Regions from separate parts of the Homo sapiens genome. Here region 1 is linked to region 2. Evidence: read pairs that join two places in POLR2A ChIA-PET (ENCODE). Cell type or tissue: A673. All regions are shown on one strand. Links, peaks and the distances in the headings refer to the core of each region. The heading gives the core; the rest is flanking DNA.

Region 1 (11,788 bases), core at 1,589-9,588, 500 kb before region 2:
ATGTCACTGACAGTGAGTGGACCATTCATTTTCCAGGTGGAGGGACAGGCTTAAGAAACAAATGGCATAAGAAAGATTGTGGGCAACAAAGCTGCCTTGTCCTGCTCCCTGTCTGATGATCTACATGCCACACCAGCCACCATGATGCATTTGGGTGATGCTATTGTCTCCTGAAACATCCACAGAGGGGAGTCCTGGGTATGGTGGGCCAGAAACCTTGCCACAGAGGACAGTGCAGATAGTTGAAGGGACTGGAGCTATTTGGCTTAAAGAAGACAGGTATAGAACAGTGGGTAATGTTTTCACCAATAGGCTCTTTACAGGATTGGGATTTGGTTTATGGGTTGCAGGAGGCAGATATGGGCGCAGTGGGTAGAAGCCATAGGAAGGAGATTTCACATCATGATAAGCTGTTTTGGGCAGGTCATGAGCTTCCTTTGATAGGAGGAATGTAAGAGAGACAGTTTGCAGAAAAAAAATCCAGCCTGAATTAGACAAGATTATCTTTCACTTCCTTTCCAGCCCTGGATTCTGTGACTTCACAGATATAGCCTGGGTACAGAAGAAGCTACCCCTCCCTGACCAAGTTGGATAATGAATAATTAAACAGCCACTATGGAAAGGAATGCAATTACCCAAGCTGTTGCTAAGGCAAGAGGGCCATCTTGGGCCAGGCAGTCACCGGGTTCCTGGTTCTAGGCCACTGGGACACGGGATGCCCACTTGCCCACAGGTGCTTCTGTAAACAAGGCTCCGCTTGGCTTGTGGGCCAAATGGCCTGTGCCTTATGATCCGTGGGCCTCCAGGCACCCAGAGTATGCACACATTTACAGTGCTGCCATGCTCCAGCCAAGTGGCCAAGTAATTGATGACAAGGCCCTGAATGTCAGGAATTAAACTGAGAAAACTTCTCCCTGAAACTGGTTTGAGCTCATTGCAGCTTAACTCTCAAGCGCCAGCAGGTCCTAAGAGGATCCTTCTCCATCAGTTCAGGGGCGAGAGGCTCTGAGACAAGGTATACAATTGACCTGAGAGGGCCCAGCCTGGCTCCCACTTCCCAGGGACTGGAGGGCTCCTACATAAATGGCTCAATCCCTGCTGCCTGCTTTGGAGATGATTTCCAACTGTTTCCCACTCCTAGGAACACTGGTAGATAAGAGTGGTTAGAAAGTGTAGACTTTTCTTTCTTCCAAATGCCTTGGACACCTGGGAATCTGAAATTTCAGGAGGGCAGAGGACTGGTGTAGTGACAGCATGTGTGAGAATGCCTTCGGTTTGTTGTCTGGGGCCAGCTCAGGATCGATGTGATTGATGTTCTGTGGCAGTCCAAAGAGCTCTCACTGCACGGGACATCAGCAGTGTCCAGGGAGAGGGCAGGGACAGCCCTTTGCTGTTCTGCTCTGATGGATGCACCTGTGCTATTTTGTTTTTCTCCGGGCTTGTGAAGCAGGAGAAAGATGGAGCCGACCCAGTTTGGTGGAGCTGCAGGAATGGCCCAGGGCTGAGCTTTGTAACAGGGGTGAGAGATGGCCAGCGACAAGGGGATGTTTAGCACTAACAGTAAATATATGGGAGAATGTGAGAGCACTTTTCACACCTCTGAACAGCTGTCAGGAAGAAAAGAGGAGTATTCAATTCTGTGTGGCCCTGGGGGCCAAAAAGCAGAAGTTAAGAGAGAGTGAGTTGACTTCTTATGAAGAAGTTCAGCAGTTATATTTCCAAATGTGCAGCTGCCTCAGGAAACAGTGAGCTCCTCACACTTGCAGGCATGCGAAGTGTGGCCAACAGACAGAATTACATGTTAGATTGGTGATGTGGGGGAGGTATTGCCAAGATCAACACTAAAGCTCATCTGGATGTGAGGGGCTGGATTATAAATACCTTTCTAGGTGTCCATTTCAGTGAGCTACTGCCACAAAAAGGCTGAGTAACAAACCATCAGATATTCTCAGCCATGTATGACAAAGAACTGATTTGGTTCATGTGTCTGCAGGTTGGCTGGGGCAGCTGGTCCAGGCTGGATTGGCTAAGAGTAGCTCTGTATCATATGATCCTCATCCTCCTCCTGGGACCAGTCAATAAGCCTGGGTTTATTTGTCTCATTGTGATGGCAGAGGAGCAAGAATGCAAGCAGAAGAGTGCACGGCCTCTGGTGACACCATCGCCTCTGCCCACTGCCCAAAGCAAGTCCCATGGCTGAACGCAAAGAGACAAGGAAGCCTGACCCACTCATGGACACAGGGAAGGGCAAAAAAATTAGGTCCAATACTGTGGTCTACCACATGGCTATTATGTCAGTTTTGTTGCACACACATCCACAAAATAGGTTTGCAAAGACAGGAGTAAGTGGGAAGCTTCCAAGCAAACAACATTGTTTCAAAAGCAGGCTCATAAAGAAACCAGTGCTCTCTGTAGAATGCATAAGTTTTGGTTGTGTTAATCTTTGCTGGGCACAGCATCAGCACTTTGGCTTTTATGCTGTACCTAAAAATTTATAACTTACCTGGGAAATGACTGAGGCATCATTCAGCCCAAATATTGTCTTATTTCACAGTCTGAAAATCCAGGGCCCAGAAAGGAGAAATGGCTTGCCCAAGCTTACCCTGCCTAGATCCAGCTCTCAACTCAATGTTCCTTCTCTTCCCCTGCAGTGCCAGAGGTCAGCTGGGCTTGCTACACCTCTGAGACAAAGTACAGGAACTAAAGGTGAATGGAAATCAAATGTAAATGAAGCTTAGGATGACTACATATTTGGTTGTTATGAGAATTTGAGAAGATGACAAATTTGTAATACCTGGCATATAGTAGCTATGCAATGCCCGATGGATAGTGCCAATATTAATCAATAAAGTACAGTGGCTGGTCAGAGGCAGGAAAGGTGGCATGGTAGGGGGAGCAGGAACTAACACTGGCTTTGGGAAGACTTTCTCCAGGAGCCAGGACAGGAGGGTATGGTTTGTAGGTGGCCTGTGGGGTCACGTGGCTTTCTCTGCCCTCTTTGAGACTGGCTCTGATTGTGTGCATTGGCTGGAAACAATGTGGTCCTAAACAAGATGAGGTAGATTTTGTCTGAGTGGAAGGACTGATGAGCTGAGTGCCAGTGCAGCCTGACCCAACAAGCAGGCGGTAGGAAGGGCCTTGCCCACAGCACCACTCACATTTGCTACCTCCCTAGAGAGGGCAGAATCCCCACCGGCCACATCCCAAGAAGTGGCTTCTGTGAAACTATTAGTTACATGTTTTCTAGGCCTTGCCAGTGATTCTCCAGCACATCTCATGTCCTGAGTGTTATGCAAGTTGGGGTGAGACTGTGGAGCGTGCCCTCAGGACACCCACAGTCTGCCAGGGCACAGAAAACTGCCCAGTCCTGAGGTCAAACCCATGGCTCCTGGGTTGCAAGGACACAGAAAAGCAATTTGTTTGTTCAATTTCACAATTTCCTAAGTTCTTTCAAAGCAGAGATCATGTTTTTTTCCCCAGCACCTAGCAGGGTGTCCAGCACACAAAAGCTCTCTATAAATGTTGGTCAAATGAATGGGCATTGGATTGGTCTGAGAGGTTACTAAAGTCTTTATGGAGGAGACGAAACGTGACCCGGGCTGTAATGGATGAGACTGAACTCCTCAATGGTCAATTACTTTGGATATATACATGCTTTCCCTGCACTCAGTGCTTCTGCCAAAACTACCATGCATGGACTTAGAGACAACCTTATTCTTTATCGTGGTATTCCACACAGTTGCTTCTGGTCAAGGAACTCATCTCACAGCGAGTGAAGTACAGACATGAGCACTCACTTGCAGAATTCACTGGTCTTGCCATGTTTCTGCCATTTTGAAGCAGCTGGCTTGATATTAGGTTGGTGCAAAAGTAATTGCGGTTATTGCCAAAAAGTAATTGAGGTTTTTGCCATTAAAAGTAATGGCAAAATTACTCTAAATCAGCATCCAATACATGGTGCTGTTTCTTCCATTGCCGAGATTCATGGGTCCAGGGATCAAGGAGTAGAAATGGGAGTACTAGGAAATGGGACTATAATGGGAGTAAGGGGTGCTACCCCAACTCCTTGATCTCCAGATCCTCTAAGAGATTCTCCTTGATCCTTAGTGATTCTCTAGCATAGTCTTTGCTTTCTATCTCTGCCCCTTTATACTCTGTTGACCTAGAAGTCTTAGTTCCAGAGGGAGAAATGCTTCCATCAGGAGTCATAACAATGATCCCATTGAACTGGAAGTTAAGATGGTCTCTCAGCTACCTTGGGCTCCTCATGCCTCTGAATCAACAGGCAGAAGGGGAGTTACAGGGCTGGCTGGGTGATGGGCCCTGACTGCCAAGGGGCAACTGGGTTGCTACCACACAGTAGGGGTTAGGAAGAGTATGTCTGGAACACAGGAGATCCCTTGGGACGTCTCTTAGTATTACCATGTCCTGGAATCAAAGTCAATGGAAAACTACGACACTCAATTCAGACAGGACTGCTAACAGCCCAGATCCTTCAGGAATAAATATTTGGGTCACTTCACCAGGCAAAGAACCATGACTAGCTGGGGTGCTTGCTGAGGACAAAGGAAATGGGTGATGGAAGAAGTTATAAAGAGCAGCTAAGATCATGTAACCGGTTGCAGAAGTGGGGACTATAATTATGAGTATTCTTCCTTATTTTGTCATAAATATATCTTTGTGTGTTTATATACATGTATTAATTAAATGATTTTGTTTTCTTCTCTCTTATCCTCTTATCATTACACGTATATATTAATAGTAGTTAGGTTTATGTCATAGTATTTAAGTTACAGGATATCACGAGAGAAGAGTGGGCATCACCCAAGTACATCACATTCTCTTCTGCAGAAGGGTTAGCACGTTTTCAGTTGTATGCAGGACAGTTGTGTTATGTTGGATGGGAGTATGACTTTGTTATTATCTTTACTGGGAGATTAAGCCTGGGTTCAGGATATGCGTTTAGATTCCAAGTTGACAAGGAGTATATTGTTTTATGTGATGGTCAGTTTTGTGTGCCAGCTTGGCTAGGTTACTGTCCTCAGTTATTCAATCAAATACTAATCTAGGTGCTGCTATGAAAGCCTTCGTAGATGTGATTAAAGTCCATAGTCAGTTGACTTTAAGTAAGGGAGATTATGCTAGGCAGTCTGGGTGGGCCTGGTTCAATCAGTTTAAAGACCTTAAGAAGAGAGCTAAGTCTTCCCAGAAGAAGAAGAAATTATGTCTCTGGCTAATCCAATTCTGGAGGTTGGCTAGACAACTCTAAAATCTGTAGTCCAGAGACAGAATTCCTGGATAGCCTGTCCTACAGATTTTAGAGTTGTCTAGCCAACCTCCAGAATTGGATTAGCCATTTCTTTGCAATAAATGTTTTAATATGTCTCTCCTACTGATTTTCTTTCTCTGGTTGAACCCTACTGATACAGAATACATGGAGCTCAGCCAGTGTAAGGTGCTGGGGAGAAAGGCATGAGATATTATGGAGTGGGTCACAGAGACCAAAAAATGCAGACAAATGAAGGACACTCTGTCCAGTTAGGCCAGGACAGTCAGTACCTAACAGTAGGTAATAGTTGGACAGAGCAGTGTAATGCTTTAGGATTAGAATGCCAGGCTGGGGGGTTAAAGCTCAATGTCGTGGGTGGTGGAAGCCATTAAAGCCTTTCACACTGGTATGGACTGATAAAAATCTAGACCTCAGAAAGATTCATCTGGCTCTTTAGCCATGATGGGCTGGAGCTGAGAAAAACTGAAAGCAGGGAGGAGCCCTTTCATTGGCTGTGTTCTAGAAGGAGCATTAAATGGCACATGCAGGAGTTTAACTGAGACTCACTCACAAGAAGCAACTTTGTGCATCTCTAATGAAGGGAGGTGGAGGCAAAGATGTAGGATGATGGCAGCACATTGACTCAAGAATGGAGATGGGACAATGTGGGGAGATTGAAACTTCACATGGTAGATTAGATGTTTGCTCTCAAGTCTTCCTCGCTTCTGTGTATAAGAACACATATCCATGCTCTTTGTCATGAGACTTCTGCAGTTCCTACTAGAGATGGAGTCTATTCCTCTGATCCATATCATTGGGATGACTTTATTTGACCAACAGAGTGTAGGTAGAAGTGATAACATGCTAGTTCTGAGCCAAGGCTTCAAAAGGCTTCAAATTTCCACTCATTATTGTGTGCTTCCTTGATTTGCAATAAGAGACTTCTAGGCTCTAGCTTGAGTTACAGATTGAACACATGTTAAGCCACTTGCATTCCAATCCTCATCCTGGAGCCAACCTCAGCCAACCAGCATTCCAAAGGAGGCCTGTCCAGCCAAGTCCAGCCTGGGTCACCCAATTCTCTGTTAATCTGCAGACCCATGAACATGAGGTTATATCCTTGCTATTGTAAGCCCCTGAGTTCCAGGGTGGTTTGTTACATAGCACTGTTGTGGCCATTACTGACTAATGCATCCTGTCCTTTGTATTAAGAGAGTGTGGCTGCCTCCACCAACATGGTGCATTCTCCCATAGTGATGGTGGTCTGTGATGACTCAAGAACTCCTGGATCCATGGGAAGAATCCATTCAGCTGTGGACCAGAGTTAGGGGTGAGGTTTGAGAAGCCGAAGGGGAGTAGAAAGAACACTGTACTGGGAATCAGGAGACCCAAGTTGCAGACTCAGACCTGCCATGAATACTCTAAGTGACCTTTGGCTGATAACTTTCCCTCTCTGGGCCTCCGTTCCATAACCTATGAAACATGGCAGTCACACTAAATGCCTCCTGGTTTAACTGCCTCCCCAGTTCAGATATTAGAAGCTCGAGTTTATTGAGTGACTATATTAGGTATTACAGTGTTTCACATCAGAATTCCTTTCCTATAGCTGATAAAAATGTTTAACCTCACTTTCAAACTCTCAAACATTGGTTGTGGTCATCCAGAGCTGCCTTGAGAAAGAGACCAAGTCTGTGTCCAAGCTTGGCAAGAACGAGTGGCGTGGTTGATGGCCCCAGGGGTTAGGGAGTGGGGGCCCTGTGATTTGGCCCCCTGAGGTAACTGCTGTCCACCGGGACAGGTGCGTGCAGTGTATGTGACTGTCATGCTTGTGGGTTGCCTGTTTAACAGCTATCCCTGTGTAGCTGAGGCAGATACCCTTGGCTGTTCCTGGCACTGAGAGCTTTCTGCCCAGTTTCAGCACACCTGACACCCAGGAGCAGATTCTCTGCTATCTTACAGTAATCACGAAAGCAAGAAAAATGTGGTTTCCTTGGACTTCTCAGAAGGTACCTGGGAAGCAGGCTGTGTGCATTGCTCACTTCAAGTCCCTTGCAGCTTCCCATGGAAGCCCTTGTAATATGATTACCACTCTGTTTCCCTGAGACCTACAGCTGTGATGGGTTGTGTGAGCACCCACAGTCCTCTCAAAGGCTCAGGAGAGCAGCACAGCCCTGTCCTGGAGACACTCAGTCCCAGCTCCAGATCTGCAGCTCCTTGTGTGGTCTTGGGAGGTAAGAGCCAGGAGGATGGACATGGGCTCTGGGGTCTGTTATGGCTGCTCCAAAATGTTCAGTTTCTGTGGAAAAGAAGTTCAGATAGTAGAAGTCTTAGAATTAGGGGCTGAGGCAAGCCTAGAGTCTTTGAGTTATGAGTGACAGAAAAGCTAAGCCAAACTGATTTAATAAAACCAAAAACATTTTGGTTCATATAGCTAAAAATAACAAGGATAGGATTTGGCTGCAGGTTTGGCTGGATCCAGGGTTCAGACACCACCACTTAATAGTAACACATCCAACACTCCCTTCATATCTTGACTGTTTTCCCAAGTAGTGGCTCTGCTCTCAGGTAAAATTCCTCCATATGGTGGCTGCTGGCAGGTCCAGAACTCCTTATCTTCTAAAACAAAGACCAGGAGGGAGAGACCTTTATATTTCTCCCTTTTTGTGTAGTAAAAGTTCCAGGGTGGTATTTTGTTGGATTGTGTAGGTCCTCTGTCCATCCTAAACCAATCACTGTGACCAGGAATGAGACTCAATCCCTAAGCCAGGGTTGACCCATTTCATTGCTAAACACGTGGACAGAGAATGGGAAAAGGGTTATGAAAAAACAAGGGCATGGCTGCTGGAAAGATAACAACTGCAGATATCCATGCCACGAGACAAGGTCTGTGTTTCTTAGCTGACAGCTGACCCAGCCAGGAGACATTCCTGAGGCTAGGAAAAGCAACAAACAAAAAACACCCAGTCACTCATTATCTGGTGCAAAAACACCAGCCAACATGTATCTGGGTGTTTCCTATGTGTTCAGCACAGTCCTAGGTAACTTTTAGAATTAAAAAAAGAAAAGTGGCAAATTGCAACACCCCAGTCTTTAGGGACATGCAATGTAGCTGAGGAGAGAAAAATGAATACCAAACAGTGAATGAAATTGACTGATTGAGGTCGAAAGTGTTTGGGTCACACCAGTGCTCTGGAAAATGTGGAACTGAGAAATAGAGGGGATTATTGTACCTGAACAGTGAAGACAAGAGCCCCAGTGGAGAGACTGGGTTTGAATGGACACAAGGAGAAAGGTAGAGTTCCGGGCATGGGGCTGGAGGCTGGGAGGTGTCAGGATGACTCACTCAGGGGAATCTGGATGCAAAGGGAGCAGGCTAAGCAGATGGGGAAAAGGCAGGGCAGCCAGCATAGGGCCAGAGTCTGAAGAACCCAGACAGACTCCAAGTAAATTAGATTTACTCTGGCAGCAGCAGGGAGCCATGAATGGCTTCAGAGCAGGTGCAGGACACAGCTCTCACCACCAGCTCTGCAAGTTGGCCTGGCACAGCTCAACTTGTGTCCCCAAGGACTCAAGAGTGCCCACATTAAAAGTGTGCATGTTAAAATATCAGATAAAAGGGATAAATACAACGTATATTGCATGATCCCAATTTGGTGGAAAAACATACATGAAGGCGTGACGCTGCCAACCAGTGCACAGTGAGTACTTGTATTTACTGAACACTCCTGGCGCTCACTGCAGAGCACCCTCAGTTAATTAGTTCTCGCCCTATGACTGAGTATTATCTTCCCTATTCACAGCTCCAGGACTAAGTTTTATATGGTACAGGTGAATGGCAGAGGTGGGGTGTGACTCCAGGTGTGTCCAAATCCACGGTAGCCCCTGTGCTGAAATGTTAACCATGATTACGACTCTATGGGTGGATTACAAGAGGTTTCCATTTTCCATTTAAAACTTTTCAGCCAGGCGCGGTGGCTCACGCCTGTAATCCCAGCTCTTTGGGAGGCCGAGGCAGGCAGATCATGCGGTCAGGAGTTCCAGGCCAGCCTGGCCAACGTGGTGAAACCCCGTCTCTACTAAAAATAGAAAAAATTATCCGGGCATGGTGGTGCGCACCTGTAATCCCAGCTACTTGAGAGGCTGAGGCAGGCGAATCGCTTGAACCTAGGAGGCAGAGGTTGCGGTGAGCAGAGATCACACCATTGCAACTCCAGCCTGGGTGACAGAGCAAGACTTAGTCTCAAAAAAAAAAAAAAAAACTTTTCAATAGCTTGAAAATCATCTACTGTGAATATATGTCACTTTTGCCAGTATAAAACAAATATATGTTTAAAAAAAATTCCTCTAGCCTCCGTGCTGTGGGACCTTAGGCTTCCAGAGAAATTACCTATCACAACTAGCATTTAATTCCCCCAGCACTTTCTTTGTAACAAAGCTAGCTCACAAAATGGTAGAAAGAGGCTTTACTCTCAGACTTGCAGTCACTAAGATTGTCACAGCATGTATGCCATTTTTTGCCATTTCCTTTCATTGTAAAATTAATTTTAATTGCATAAATAAAATCAAGATAACTGCTCCTTACAAAATATTATAGATAAGACTAAAGTATTATTTGACCACTGCTCCTCCCATCCAATGGTCACCTGGGAGACAACTAGAAGTATTGATTGGGGTGTGTCCTTCTAGACATTTTCCTAGTATTTACATATATAAATATGTATCCAGAAAAAAAAATACAGACCTATTGCAAGTGTGCTTAACACGATTGCATTTTATTTTATGTATCATTCTGCAACTTGCTTTTTTCATTCACCAGGATGCTACACCCTGTCCTGTGAAGCTATGAAGAACCAAGAAATGTCACGCAAACATTACACACAGGGTGGTTTCCAGGAAGGAGAAGGCCCTCCAACCAAGCACTGTCTGGCCATGCCTGAGCTTTTGTGCAGCCTCTTCAGGCTGGAACAGTGTCTGCGCCAGGCCCAGACATGGTGTGCACTCAGCAGGTGGAAGTTGTTATCCCTGGCCACCATCAGGGAGCTGAAGTCTTTAGTGACTTGAGGAGGGAGTCATGGACACCTGCGTGAAGACCACAGCTCCATCACTTCTTCTCAAACAAGCTCAGTTTGGTATAGAAACATATAAATGGAGCTGAAGAGAGGCCCTTCAATATTCGCTTCATCCAGGGAGTCAGGAGACATACGAGTGGAAGTGAGGTGGCGGGTACCAGCAGATTTGGCCTTTTCTGAAAGAACTGTGCAGGCATGGGAAAGAGTCCTAGCAGATGCAATAATAAATTAATAAAGAGGAGGAAATGGGACCGCATTTAATTTATTTCATTGCATAAGCATGGGGGTCTCCCATGAATCAGATGAATCAGAGAATTGCAGGGGGAGCTCCAAGGGGACAGACACTAACTTCTCATGAGTCCAGGTGGGCAGGGATGTCAACTGGACTTCATCTGATGTAGAAAAAGATACAGATGAATCATCTTGTGTTCTCAGTGTCATGGTCGCTTTCACAATCCCTTTTCATGGTCTCTGGAAAAGAGGCTGCAACAGCCAAAGGATAGAAGGAGAACCCATGGAGGTGAAGCCTGGGCAGAGGGAGGCCCAGAGCTGCCTCCCAAGCTGAGGCAAGAAGAGGCCCAGGGACTTCATGGAAGAAGGCCCCCTCCCTGAGACGCAGGTCCTGCACTTGCATGACCCCCAGAGTGAATGTTGATTTAATGTTTGCACCCTCAGATGGGACCTCCCTTGCACCATCCAAGTCCTTGGACAGAACCCACTCATGACAGGAAGTATGATCAAGTGCAGAAGGGGCTGGCCTAGGGCTCAAACACATCCAGGTTCAATTATCAACTCTGATTCCTCACAGCTGTGTGGTGCTGTAAGCCTCAGTCTTCTCTGAGCCTCAGTTTTCTCTCAGGTAAGTGAGGAATCATAACACCCACGTCACACTCAGTGCACAGGTGCCAAAGAGCCTAATGAAAATGCTCAAAGAATGTTGGTTTCCCTTTTCTTGAAGTCTTTATCCGCACTGATTAGTAACAAGAGGTTCCTGATAGCCCCAGCCCCACACCTGGATTCCTGAGCGGGACCCAGGCTCACAGAGCCCTGCACCATCCTCAGTATCCCCTAGCCTACTGTTCCAGGCCTAGCCGGCCCACCTTCCATCTCATGCCAAAGGGTTAGCTAGCAGGAGATGAGAGAAACTTCTCAAAGGGAGGAAACCTCTCTCTTCTGAGCAGCCTTTTCCTGCTAAATCCGTCCCCACCCTGTTGGGCTGGACACAGTTATTTACTGGGAGATTGCTTTGAGCACATCTGGAGGGATCACTTAGGGTGATGTTGTTTGTTTGTGAGGCTGATACTGTTACTGAGCAATGGGTCCTCCAGGAGCCTGGGTGCTTCCCTGAGCTGCTTGCTCGGGGCCCAACTCTCACATGAGGGGGCACACATCATTCAAATGCACACACTTGCCCCTCTGCGGGCCATGCACTGGGCTTCCAGAATAATTG
Region 2 (11,788 bases), core at 2,625-10,624:
ACTGATGGGCTGGCACTCCCTTCCTCTTCTTCCTGCCTGGGATATAGAGGAGATGTTTGGAACCCTAGTAGCTATCTTGTGAAGTCAATGACATGGTTGAAAGGACATCAGAAACATAGACTCTGACAGTACTCAGCCACTGAACTGCTGCCTACAGCCACCTGTTCTCAGATGTTTGTCACATGAGAAAATGAGCCCTATGTCTGTAAGCCCCCATCAGTCAAGGCTTCTGTGTCTTACACCTGAACACATCCTAAGAGATGCACTCCTCTTTCCACACATCCAAATGGTCAACAAATTCCATCAGCCCAACCTCTCTTTGAGTCCCTTTGAGTCCCTGCTCTCCACCTCTGCTCAGTCCAATCATCCACACTGACTCAGAGAAGTCTTTTTAAAATGCAGATATATGTAAAGTGCTGCGGTGGCCCCCAACGATTTATGAGAGGATTAAATTTAAGCTTCTCAATAGGGCATTCAGGGTTCTTCATGACATTAACCCACCTGTCTGCAAGCCTCATCTCCCATTATGCCCACACACTCACCCACTGTATTAGTCCATCCTCACACTGCTATAAAGAACAGTCCAAGATTTGGCAATTTATAAAGGAAAGAGCTTTAATTGACTCACAGTTCTGCATGGCTGGGGAAGCCTCAGGAAACTTACAATCATGGCGGAACAGGAAGCAAACACATCCTTCTTCACATGATGGCAGGAAAGAGAAGTGCTAAGCAAAGAGGGAAAAGCCCCTTATAAAACCATCAGATCTCATGAGAACTCACTCATTATCACAAGAACAGCAGCATGGTGGTAACTGTCCCATGATTCAATTACCTCCAACTGGGTCCTTCCCATGACACGTGGGGATTATGGGAAGTACAATTCAAGATGAGATTTGGGTGGGTACACAGCCAAACCATACCATTCCACCTCTGGCGCCTCCCAAATCTCATGTCCTCACATTTCAAAACACAATCATGCCTTGCCAACAGTCCCCCAAAGTCTTAACTCATTCCAGCATTAACCCAAAAGTCCAGGAACAAAGTCTCATCTGAGACAAGGCAAGTCCCTTCTGCCTATGAGCCTGTAAAACCAAAAGCAAGTTGGTTACGTCCTAGATACAATGGCAGTATGGGCATTGGGTAAATACACTTGTTCCAAATGGGAGAAATTGGCCAAACAAAGGGGCTTCAGGCCCCATGCAAGTCTGAAATCCAGCAGGGCAGTCAAATCTTAAAGCTCTGAAATCATATCCTTTGATTCTATGTCTCATATCCAGGTCACACCAATGCAAGAGGTGGGCTCCCATGACCTTGGGCAGCTCTGCCCCTGTGGCTTTGCAGGGTATAGCCCCCCTCCCACCTGCCTTCACAAGCTGGCATTGAGTATCTGCAGCTTTTCCAGGCACATGGTGCAAGCTGTCAGTGGATCTGGGGTCTGGAGGACCCTCTTCTCACAGCTCCACTAGGCACTGCCCCGGTGGGGGCTCTGTGTGGCTGTAAGCCCACACTTCATTTCCACACACCCTAGCAGAGGTTCTTCATGAGGGTGCCCCCCTGCAGAAAACTTCTGCCTAGACATCCAGGCATTTCCATACATCCTCTGAAATCTAGGCAGAAGTTCCCAAACCTCAATTCTTGACTTCTGTGCACCCGCAGACACAACACTACATGTCAGCCACCAAGGCTTGGGGCTTGCACCCACCAAATACACACCAGCCACATCAAACCACTCCCCATAACCCAGATACATGAGGTTCTCTCAGGTCCCATGCCTTTGCACATGCCATTCACTCCATCTAAAGCCCCTCCTGCTCTCTTGCTCTTGGGGGAATCAAAGAAGGCTTTATAGAGTAAGGGACATTTGAGCTGGACCTGAGAGGACGAGTAGTTTTCTGGTGTGGTGGTCTCTCCCTTGTGCTTCAATAGCAAGTCTGTTCCTATTGCTGCCGAAGCACTGGCAGAGCTCTAGAAGCATCTGTTTACACATGTCTCTCCTTCTAGAATGTGATTCCTGGCTAGAAGGGTCCCACTCCTTCCTTCTCTCCATCCTCAGCACCCAGCACATGCTCAGTCCAGAATTGTTGCCCTATCTGTCATTCCCACAGGGATAGAAATGTATTCAACCAGAAAAGCATTAGAAGGCAAAAGCAAAGCTGATAATAAAAAAAAATAGGTGGATGAGAGGCCACATGCAAGACGGTGTTGATGAAGTTCATGTTTAACATAGGAATGTGGCAGGAGACAAAAATGTGGGGTGGGATAAAGGCTAAAGTCTTCAGGTTCAGTGTCTTATTTCCTGAGTGAAGCTTGTCCATGCTGTTTTTACAGGAAGATCCCATGCCTGCTAAATGGGTCAGTGTTATCTCACAGGCAGGTACCCACGCCCACATATATTCATGCATACCTAATAACAACAATGATCATGATGATTATGACGATAAGGGTATAGGCAGATTAGCATTTATTTTCAAGCTGAGAAGCATCATATCTATACCTGGTGCTACCAGTTCCCAAAGGAAACTGGTACTTGAGTTTTTATTTATTCACTCAGCAAACAGAGCACCTCCCATGTACCGGGACCTATGCTGGGTGCCAGGGAGACTGAGTGGATTCAGTGCAGCCCCACTGATCTCAACAAGAGAAAGCAGTTGTTGCAGTCAGGAGTCACAGGAGATTGTTTTCATCCAGAACATGTCAGAGGAGCATAAAGAAGAAAGGAGGAAATGACATTTTAGCTGAGCCCAGGAGAGATGGGATGTGGGCGGGAAGAGGAACAAGAGGGAGACCCTAGACAGAGGACGCAGCGTGACTGACAGCCCATCTAATTTTCTGCTTTATTTGGCACTGCTTTCACGGCTTGTCAATAAATATTTTCTGTTTAAAAAAAAAAAGCAAATGGCATTTAGAGCCTGGAGTGAGCTAGAAAGGTTAGAGTGATAGATGGACCACCAAAGGGAGAGTGCAGTGGGGACGTGGACAACATTTCCAGCCGGAACTGCCTTGTCCCGGGAATTTGGACTTATTCAACGTGAAAGCATGGAGGTTTTCTGAGCCTGGTGACAACCACACCTTCCTGGACACAGGGGATGAGGCCAGGGGCAGGGAGCTGGCAGTTTCTTTGAGGCTGTGAAGACTGCCACCTGTTTCCAACCTGCTTCTTGCTCCCACCCATTATTCCAAGGCTCCTTCTGAGGCACCCCTCCTGTGCAGACGCTAGCATTTGGGAGGGGAGAAGGGCCAGGAAACACCATGCTCACATAAAATCATCCCTCTTCTCACTGTTTCCCTTTGCCAAAAAAAAAAAAAAAAAAAAAAAAGGCCTTTGGTTCCTGTCCACAGTTGTGCTGCTCACACATGTTCATCCTGGCAGGGACAAAGACGCTGGGGCTTCTCTATAGAGACCCACACTGGCTGGGTTGGAGGGGCAGAGATGGCAACATCTGTCCACAGCAGAACATGGCAAAGTGCATCGCTGCAAGTGGATCCACCTGGGAAAACTCCGTACACTGTGACATGAGGCTGAGGGAGAGCAAAGCTCAGAAAACCAACCAGCAGCAGGTGAAACCCAGTCCTGAAAGAACCGGAACCCAGCCTCTGGCCATGCCCCTCGGTTGACTCACAATCCAACCGCCCCATCTAAGTGTCTGTTTTATTTGGTGCTGCTTTAATAACTTGTCAATAAATATTTTCTGTTAAAAAAAATGTGTTGGCTTTCTTACAGGAACATGTACTCTCCTGATATCAAAATAGCTAAATCTTCATGATCCAACTTTTTAACAAGCTGATAGACGTCCAAAGGGGAAATATATCCTGAAATATGCAAAAACATGATGCCCCCCACCACCAAAAAAACCCCACAGCCCACAGCAGCACACTCCAAATTCCCCAGGCCCCTTCTCCAGAGCCCTGGAAACCTCCTAACCCTTGGCAGCCAGGCGGTGGAGCCCCCCTTCTCCGCCCCAAATTCCCACCATCTGGCATTTTTGTCTGCAAAGCATAGGCCCTTCCACCCTGGGCTGCCTGCCCACCCTGTGGATGGAGCCCAGGCGCTGGTGAGGGCTGCCCGGACTTTGCCTCCCTGCCGTGGAAACAAGACACACACACAGATAACACTCTGAGCCTCCCAGTCCTGCCACAGCCAGCTGAGACAAGGCCTACCTCCCTGACCAGCTCTTTCCTAATCCCACCTTCCCCACACAGCAGCTAAATGTTAGGGAGAGAGAGAGGGAGGGAGGAAGCGCCGCAGGGGCTCCAGCAGGACTGCCGGGAGGAAGCAGGCCCTAGGGAGGGCGAGCAGGCAGGTAGCAGAGGGGCCTCATTTGCTGGACCATCTGTCAGGAGCGAAGGAAAGGCCCCCCGCTCCATAGCCCAGGCCCTCCGCCTGCACACGCACACACACACACTCACACAGACCCATGCACACATACATATGCAGCCACATGCACATGTGCACACATCCACAGAATCCCACACACATGAAGTTTCACTCCTACACATGCATTCTTTCTCTAGTGTACACACACATATGTGCAGACACATATGCACACATACACAAAACTGCACACATATAAACATGCCTCTCCAGCTATATAGTCAAATGCACACTCACAGCCATCCATACACCTATGCACAGATATACACAACCATACACACTCATACCCACATGTAGTCAAATATGCATGTGTGTACTTACACACATAATCACATAGCCCCACACTCTTACTTTCTCTCTCATGTGCACACATATACTGCCAAGCACATATACATAAACAAGTGTGCACATACTCATGCTGGAAAATACACAATACACATGCATGCACACATGAACAAATGCACGTAAGCACATATATATCTATTCCTGCCCACACTCACATGCACTCATACAACACACAGATATACCTATACACATAAATACACACACACACACAATTTATAGACATATACAAGTGCTCACATACATACACAACTGTGTGCACATACACAAACACACACCTATATATGGTCATACACACATGCACATACACACACATATTCACACAACCACATCCACACACATGCTTATACTAACACAAGCATTTATGTATATAGTCAAAAACATATGCACATGCATACATACACACCCATAACTATACATACACATACCCATGCACAAATACATGCACATACACATGTTCACATACATGTGCTCGTATATACACAAACACACACATATACTCATGCACATACTGTCATGCAATCACACACACACACACAGACACATTCACACACATTTTTTCACACACATATATACATCCATACACACATTTATACAAGTACATAGGGGCACACATATGAGCACACAAATACTCAACCACATGCATGTACACAAACACATATCTATACCCATTCTGTCTCTCTCTCTTACACACACACACACACATACACACACACACATACACACACACACACAGAGGCTCAGCCTGCTAGCCATCTTTATTTTCCCTTAAAGAAAAATCAGGCTGAGTGCAGTGGCTCACGTCTGTAATCCTAGCACTTTGGGAAGCCAAAGTGGGCAGATCACTTGAGCCTGGGAGTTCGAACATGGCGAAACCCCATCTCTACAAAAAAATACAAAAATTAGTTAGGCATGATGGCACATGCCTGTAGTCTCAGCTACTTGGGTGGCTGAGGTTGGGGGTTCTCTTAAGCCCAGGGAGGTCAAGGCTGCAATGAGCCCTAATCGCACCACTGCACTCCAGCCTGGGCGACAGAGTGAGACACTGTCTCAAAAACAAAAAAGAAAAAGGAAGAAAGAAAGCAGGGGGAGACAGGGAGGGAGGGAGGGAGGGAAAGGAGGAAAGAAAGAAAAGAAAAGAAAGAAAGGAAGGAAGGAAGGATCACATTATTAGCCACCTGTAAGCCAAGAAGAAAGACAGAAAGAAAGAGAAAGAGGAGAAAGAGGAAGGAAGGAAGGAAGGAAGGAAGGAAGGAAGGAAGGAAGGAAGGAAGGAAGGAAGGAAGGAAAGGAAGGAAGGTAGCTTACACGGTCCAGAGTAAACTACCAGCATCACTCCAGCCCATCAGGAGTATCCAGCCGCCATCTTTGGGATGAGGAGGCAGAGGCAGAGATTGCTAAGAGAATTGCACCAAGTCACATAGCTATCAAGTGGTGGATACCTCTGGCTCCATGGCCAGAGCTCTCTCCCCATTGTCATCCTGCCAAGTTCCAAGTCCTTTGCCTCTATTATCTGGGCTCCCTTCATACTCTGTACCCCTTCTTGCCACCCAGCGGTCCTCCACAGCCATGCCAGGCTGTCGCTCTTGTAAGGAGAGCACAGGGTGGCAGAGACTGGGTAAGAGTTTAACACCAGAATGAGAAGTGCTGACAGCAGCCCTTCTTCTGGGGATGCTAAAAATGGAAGGAGGAGAGGAAGGCAACTAACACATATCGATGGCTTTCTTACTTGACTTCTGTGCTAAAAACAGCACAAGAGGGAAAGCAGGTACAGACCTGCATTTCTGACTACTTCCTTTGCCTGAGGGACTGTTAGGACACTCTACTTGATTGCTATAGGGGAAATAGCAGGATGCTCCAGTACAGAGCACCGAGTTGATTCAAATCCCAGCCATACCACATCTTGCTGTGTGATCTTAGTTTCTTATCATCTTTGAGCTAAAACGGGATCATACCTTCCTTGCCAGGGAATTGTGGAGTCTGATGAAATAATGCCTGAAATGTGGTTCCCTGGTGCCTGGCTCATGCTGAGAACACAACAAGCCTTAACTATTTTAATCTTATTAACTATTATCTGTATTTCAAAGTTTTCTTTAAAAAAACATAATCCTGGAGAGAACTCTAGATTATCTCAAGGTAGATTCTATTTTGAATGAACTAAAATGGTGTCCACTGGCTGGACTCTGCTGTCAGTATTTCCTGGAGGTGCCGAACTTCCACAGTTATGTGATTATCTTCCCCAGGTGTAACCATGGAGGAGGCATAGCCCCTGCTCCCAAGGAGTTTAGATTCTCCTAGAGAAGAAAGACACATTTAGAAATAAACACAATAAAAGAAAGAAGATGAAAAATGAAGAAAACAACCCATGCCCATTTGCAGGTAAGGAAAATGGAACTCTGAGAAGCAAACTGACTTGCCCAAGGACACACAGCTAGAAAAGGGCAGAGCAGGGACTGGAGCTCAGGTCTGTCTTGATGTCAAATCTCATGCTTTTTCCACCGTGCATAAGAGCTCAGAGGACTCCCATTTTAGAGGAAATATAAACTCTAGTAGGTTGGGGTGCTGGGCTCCTCATGGCATGGTCTAAACCACTCACAACAACCCAGACTTAACGAAAATAAAAAGGCTTAGAGAACAAAGAAAGAAGATAAAATGGGAGGTCTTAAATCTCTCCTCCATAAACACACAAAATATATAAACAACCCAGGAATGACCCCCTTAGGAGATAACAACACCATCCATTTTTACAGAGGGACTTACAAGACCCAAATAAATGGGGAGGCATATCATATTTCTAGATTTGAAAAGTGACTATGGAGAAAATGTTCATTTTTCCAACTTAGCACATGACTTGAACCAATTCTAATCAAAATCCTGAGGGAATTTTCTTTAGAACTTGGAAAAATGATTCTAAGTTTCATCTGGAAGAACAAATAGATAAAATTGGGCAGAAAAATATTGAAGAAAGGAATATCGTGGTAAAGAACTAGGCATATTGGCTATGAAACTTATTTACACATCTACAAAATTTTTAAAAGTAGTGTTAGTGCAAGAGCACACAAGTCAATAAAGCAGAATGTGTAGCCAGAAACAGGTGCTAGTGTATGCAAGAACTTAATATCAAATCAAGGCTGCATCACAAACCAGTGAGCACACAATGGATGATTCAATACACAGAGATGGGGAAATTGGATACCTGAGAAAAAATCCTTTCAGAGCTTCACCTTGTAACATTACCTCAAAAAAAAAAAAAAAAAAACCCAAAACTCAAGAAAAATGAAGCTGAATACTTAGGTTCTTTCTAAACACAAACAGTGGGAGGAACCACGATGGAAAAGCTCAAGATTGAACTATGTAGAAATTTGAAACTTCTGAAAGTCAAAAGTCAACATATGACAATGGTTGAAACTAGATGATGGATAAGGCAGGGCAGGTGTCATTATACTACTCTCTGCTTTTGTGTATGTTCAAAACTGTCCATGGTTAAAAGCAAACATTTTTTAAAGTTTTAGAAATCAACATAGATCTACAAGGCAAACAACCAAAGCAAAAAATGCCTTCACCACCAACGTAGTACAGGAACCATTATCTTTCAGATGCAAAGAACTTCTGCAAATGACTCACATTCACTAAAGCATCAGCATATAAGAATGACCATTTGTTGATTATCCTCTCAGCCTCCAGTCCCCCTTCCTATTCCTCTTAGCCCTTGATTTTCACTGAAGTACCCATAAGGTTCTAGGGAGGCTGACTCCATCCCTTATACCTGCGCTGGAGGAGATCATGTGACCTGGCTCTGCCAGTCAGTGCATCAAATTCCCTGGCCACTGCGATTGGCTTAGGAAGAGGCACGTGACCAAGTGAATCCAAACAATGAATTTCAGGGCTTCTGGCGGGGATTCAGCGACAAAGAAACTCTTTCTTTCATGTTGGGCTTTAATGTAGTCCCAGGAGATTCTGGGAGAACCTTGGCACATGGGAGTGGGAAGAAGCCCCCTGAGAATGACGCCAACGCCAGGAAGCAGAGCCAAAGAGTCAAGAGCGAAAGAAGGCTCTGTGACATTTTTTGAAACCTGGATCAAATTCCACTTAAAGCTAGACCCACTTCGGTATAAATACATTCGACTAAAAAAAAAAAAATCCCTTTTTTGAGGGGTTTCTGTGACTTGCAACCAAAAGCAACCAAACTAAAATAAGCTAAATGAGCCTAAATGTGTACAGATCCGCAAGCATGCCTGCCCAGCAAGGAGCAGATTTTGTACGATCCCCACAGGTGGGCAAGGAAGCTCCCCTTTCTCAGAGGGAAGTCTCGCCTGCTCTCTGGTTTCTGCTGTGACTCGTCTCCAGGCCCCTCGCAGCCCCCTTCTCTCTCCCTCCATCCAAGGGAATAGACTCAGACAACAATTGGGCTGGAATTACCTGGAATTACCACAGAAAGATAGGTTTCCCTCGGTAACATGCCTCGCTCAGCCCAGGAAAGCAGGGAGACACCTGGGGGCAGGTGCTTGTGGGTTATTCAAGACCCAGAATCTCCCATTTGAAACTTCCTCCTCCTGTCCTGAGATTGGAAAGCCGATAAGGAAGCCTTCCAGCAGAATGCAGCTTCTGTGGGGGTAGTCAGCACTGAATGGGGGTGGTCGGGAGAGGAGGCGGATGTCACCTGCCATCCAACTGTGACCTCTTCAACTTTACAAGGCTAAATTGAACTCTTCTTCAGACACCCAGAGAGGACCAAACTCTTGGTGACAACTTTTGGACAAACTTGATGACCAATATATCCATCCACAGCAGTGGCCCTCTCTTTGTAGACCCGGAGTGCTCATCCCTACAAGCAGGGCCCCTCTGGGTATCTCAGCCCCTGAAGTGGCTTAATAGTGTGATATTGGGGCCAGTGGGGCTATAGATCCTCTCCGTAGCGTGGGGAGGCCCGGCGATCTGAGCTGCCCACTGTATGTGGCCTATCTAGAGGACCTAGAATGCTCAATGCCCCCAACTGAAATTCCAGATCTTTGGACTCTGCACAAAAATGAATTTTGCTAAGTTTGCTTCCAGGAATCCTGCTTTTACAAGCTAGCTTGTTTCCATAATCACTTGTGTCTGTTTTTAAATTATTTCCTTTCCTAGTTTTTATTATTTGCATTCTTTCTAATTACATTTTAAGAATATTTGGTAAAGAATGAATGTAACACATATAAGTTAAAATAAATAATATTAAAATGACTGCCCCTCAACTCTGCAGCCAACTTAAAAGCTAGAACATCACCAGTAACTTGCATCTACCTACCCCATCCCCAGACTTTCCCCCACCCAAAGTAGCCAAATCTTGAATTTTATGCACATCATTCCTTTATGTTTTGTACATAATGTTTTCTCATATAAATGAATTATAAAATTGGACTCATACTACATGTAGCCTTCTGTAGGCATACTTATTTTACTCAATATTATGTTTCTAAGATGCAGCCATATTGTTCTGGATAGCTGAGATTCATTCATTTTATTTGCTGTATAATATTCCTTGGTGTAAATGTATCCTAATTTTACATATCCATTGGCCTGCCTACAGACATTGGAGTTGTTTGCATTGTTGAGGTTTCTGTACTGTACTCACATGCTACTATAAACATTTTTGTACACATCTCATGGTGTCCATATGCAAGAGGCTCTCTGGACTGTACACCTACAAGTAACATGGCTGGGTCAATGGATATTCAAATGTTGAATTTCACAAGGTAGTATCCAAAGCATTCTCACATTCTCTCTTTATCTGCCTGCAATATTGTTTCCCATTATCACTCCCCAACCAATAAAAGCATTGATTATAAATCCCTGCCCATACCTATGGCTCATAGTGCATCACTGTGTAGAGTATACCTCCCTGCCACGTGACTTGTGTTAGTTGGTGGAACATGAGCAGATGTGACAAGTACTTTATCTAAGCCAAAACTTAAGGAGCTGCCACAAAGTTCTGCCTCTGTTCTTTTTTCCTCTGCCATGAGAACATCATGTCCTCGAGAGCCATTCTACCAGGCTGGATCCTAGGATGAACATACCTGGAACACTGTTGCAGCCAACATAAATGACAAAAGAGAGGAGTGAGAAATAAATTTTTATTGTCATAAGCCATTTAATTGTTTGTTACTGCATCATAATATAGCAAAAGCTGCCAGATACAAGACAATCAACAAATATTTACTGAGCATCTCCTACACATCAGATATTGTGCTAGGTTCTGTAAAAGCATGAATTCTTTGAGAAAGACAAAACCCATGACCCTACAAAGTTCACACTCCAAATAAACAGCAGATCCCAAAGGCCCTAGAGACTTTCTAGGATAACTCCCAGAGACAAACTCATCAGTTAGGAGCCTTTCTGTTAAAAATGACATACTTGATAAAGAAACATGAGAATTGATTGATTCTCATAAGCAGGGATAGATCCCAGAGCAAACAATATTATCAGGGCCCATTCTCTCCATCTCCCAGTTCTGTTTCCTCTATGTTTGTCTCTATTCTCAGACAACCATTCCTTTTATGGTGGCAAACTGGCTACTCCTTTGTAATTCAAAATCCTGGGCCTGACTCCGAGAGCCAAACTGAGTCACAAGCCCATCCCTGAACCAATCAATGTCCAGGGAGATGGGATATACTGATGGTTCAGTCCTGGGTCATGTGTCGTCCCCAGAGCTGATGATAGTGTCATCCTACCCAAAACTCATGGGCCAAGAATAGGGTAGGGGTAGATGCCCTGTGGAAAAATCGGGGCACTCTTGCCAGAAGGGAAAGTGGATGCTGGACAAGTGAACCACACATTTCCATGCAGCAAGCTCATTCCCCCTTTCTAGTGGTATAGTGGAACTGGCTTATATTGTCCTGTGAAAGACACATTTCTTCCAAACTCCACATTCAGTGATATCACATTGGTAGCATGAAACCAGCCACTGTGGGAATGTTTACACCATGGAAATAGGGAAGCGCTACAAATCAGGACTTGAATTTTCCCAGAGAACTGGTTGTTACACACTTATCAGCATACCACAGCCCCCAACACCAAGTGTCCTGTTGGTTATATTTC

Evidence for each region. Peaks named below come from ENCODE experiments on the same cell type or tissue, not always from the same donor. Only the 100,000 strongest peaks of a DNase experiment are listed, where the experiment ranks them.
Region 1: POLR2A ChIA-PET joins it to region 2 with 5 read pairs; 2 of 35 experiments call an interaction of 5 or more read pairs at or near these places.

The regions. Positions count from the first base shown.
Region 1 is chr10:78,631,424-78,643,211 of GRCh38, reverse strand. LOC105378379 (a long non-coding RNA gene) reads left to right here. Exons shown (of 5, transcript XR_946100.2): 5 at 10,086-10,692. Among named protein-coding and RNA genes, the nearest start is that of LINC00595, 370 kb to the right of the region's middle. In A673, for the core only: no CTCF peak of the experiment used is centred there; no DNase peak of the experiment used is centred there.
Region 2 is chr10:78,131,866-78,143,653 of GRCh38, reverse strand. No RefSeq gene overlaps it. Among named protein-coding and RNA genes, the nearest start is that of RPS24, 100 kb to the right of the region's middle. In A673, for the core only: no CTCF peak of the experiment used is centred there; DNase peaks (open chromatin) are centred at 5,753 and 6,063; H3K27ac peaks cover 2,561 bases.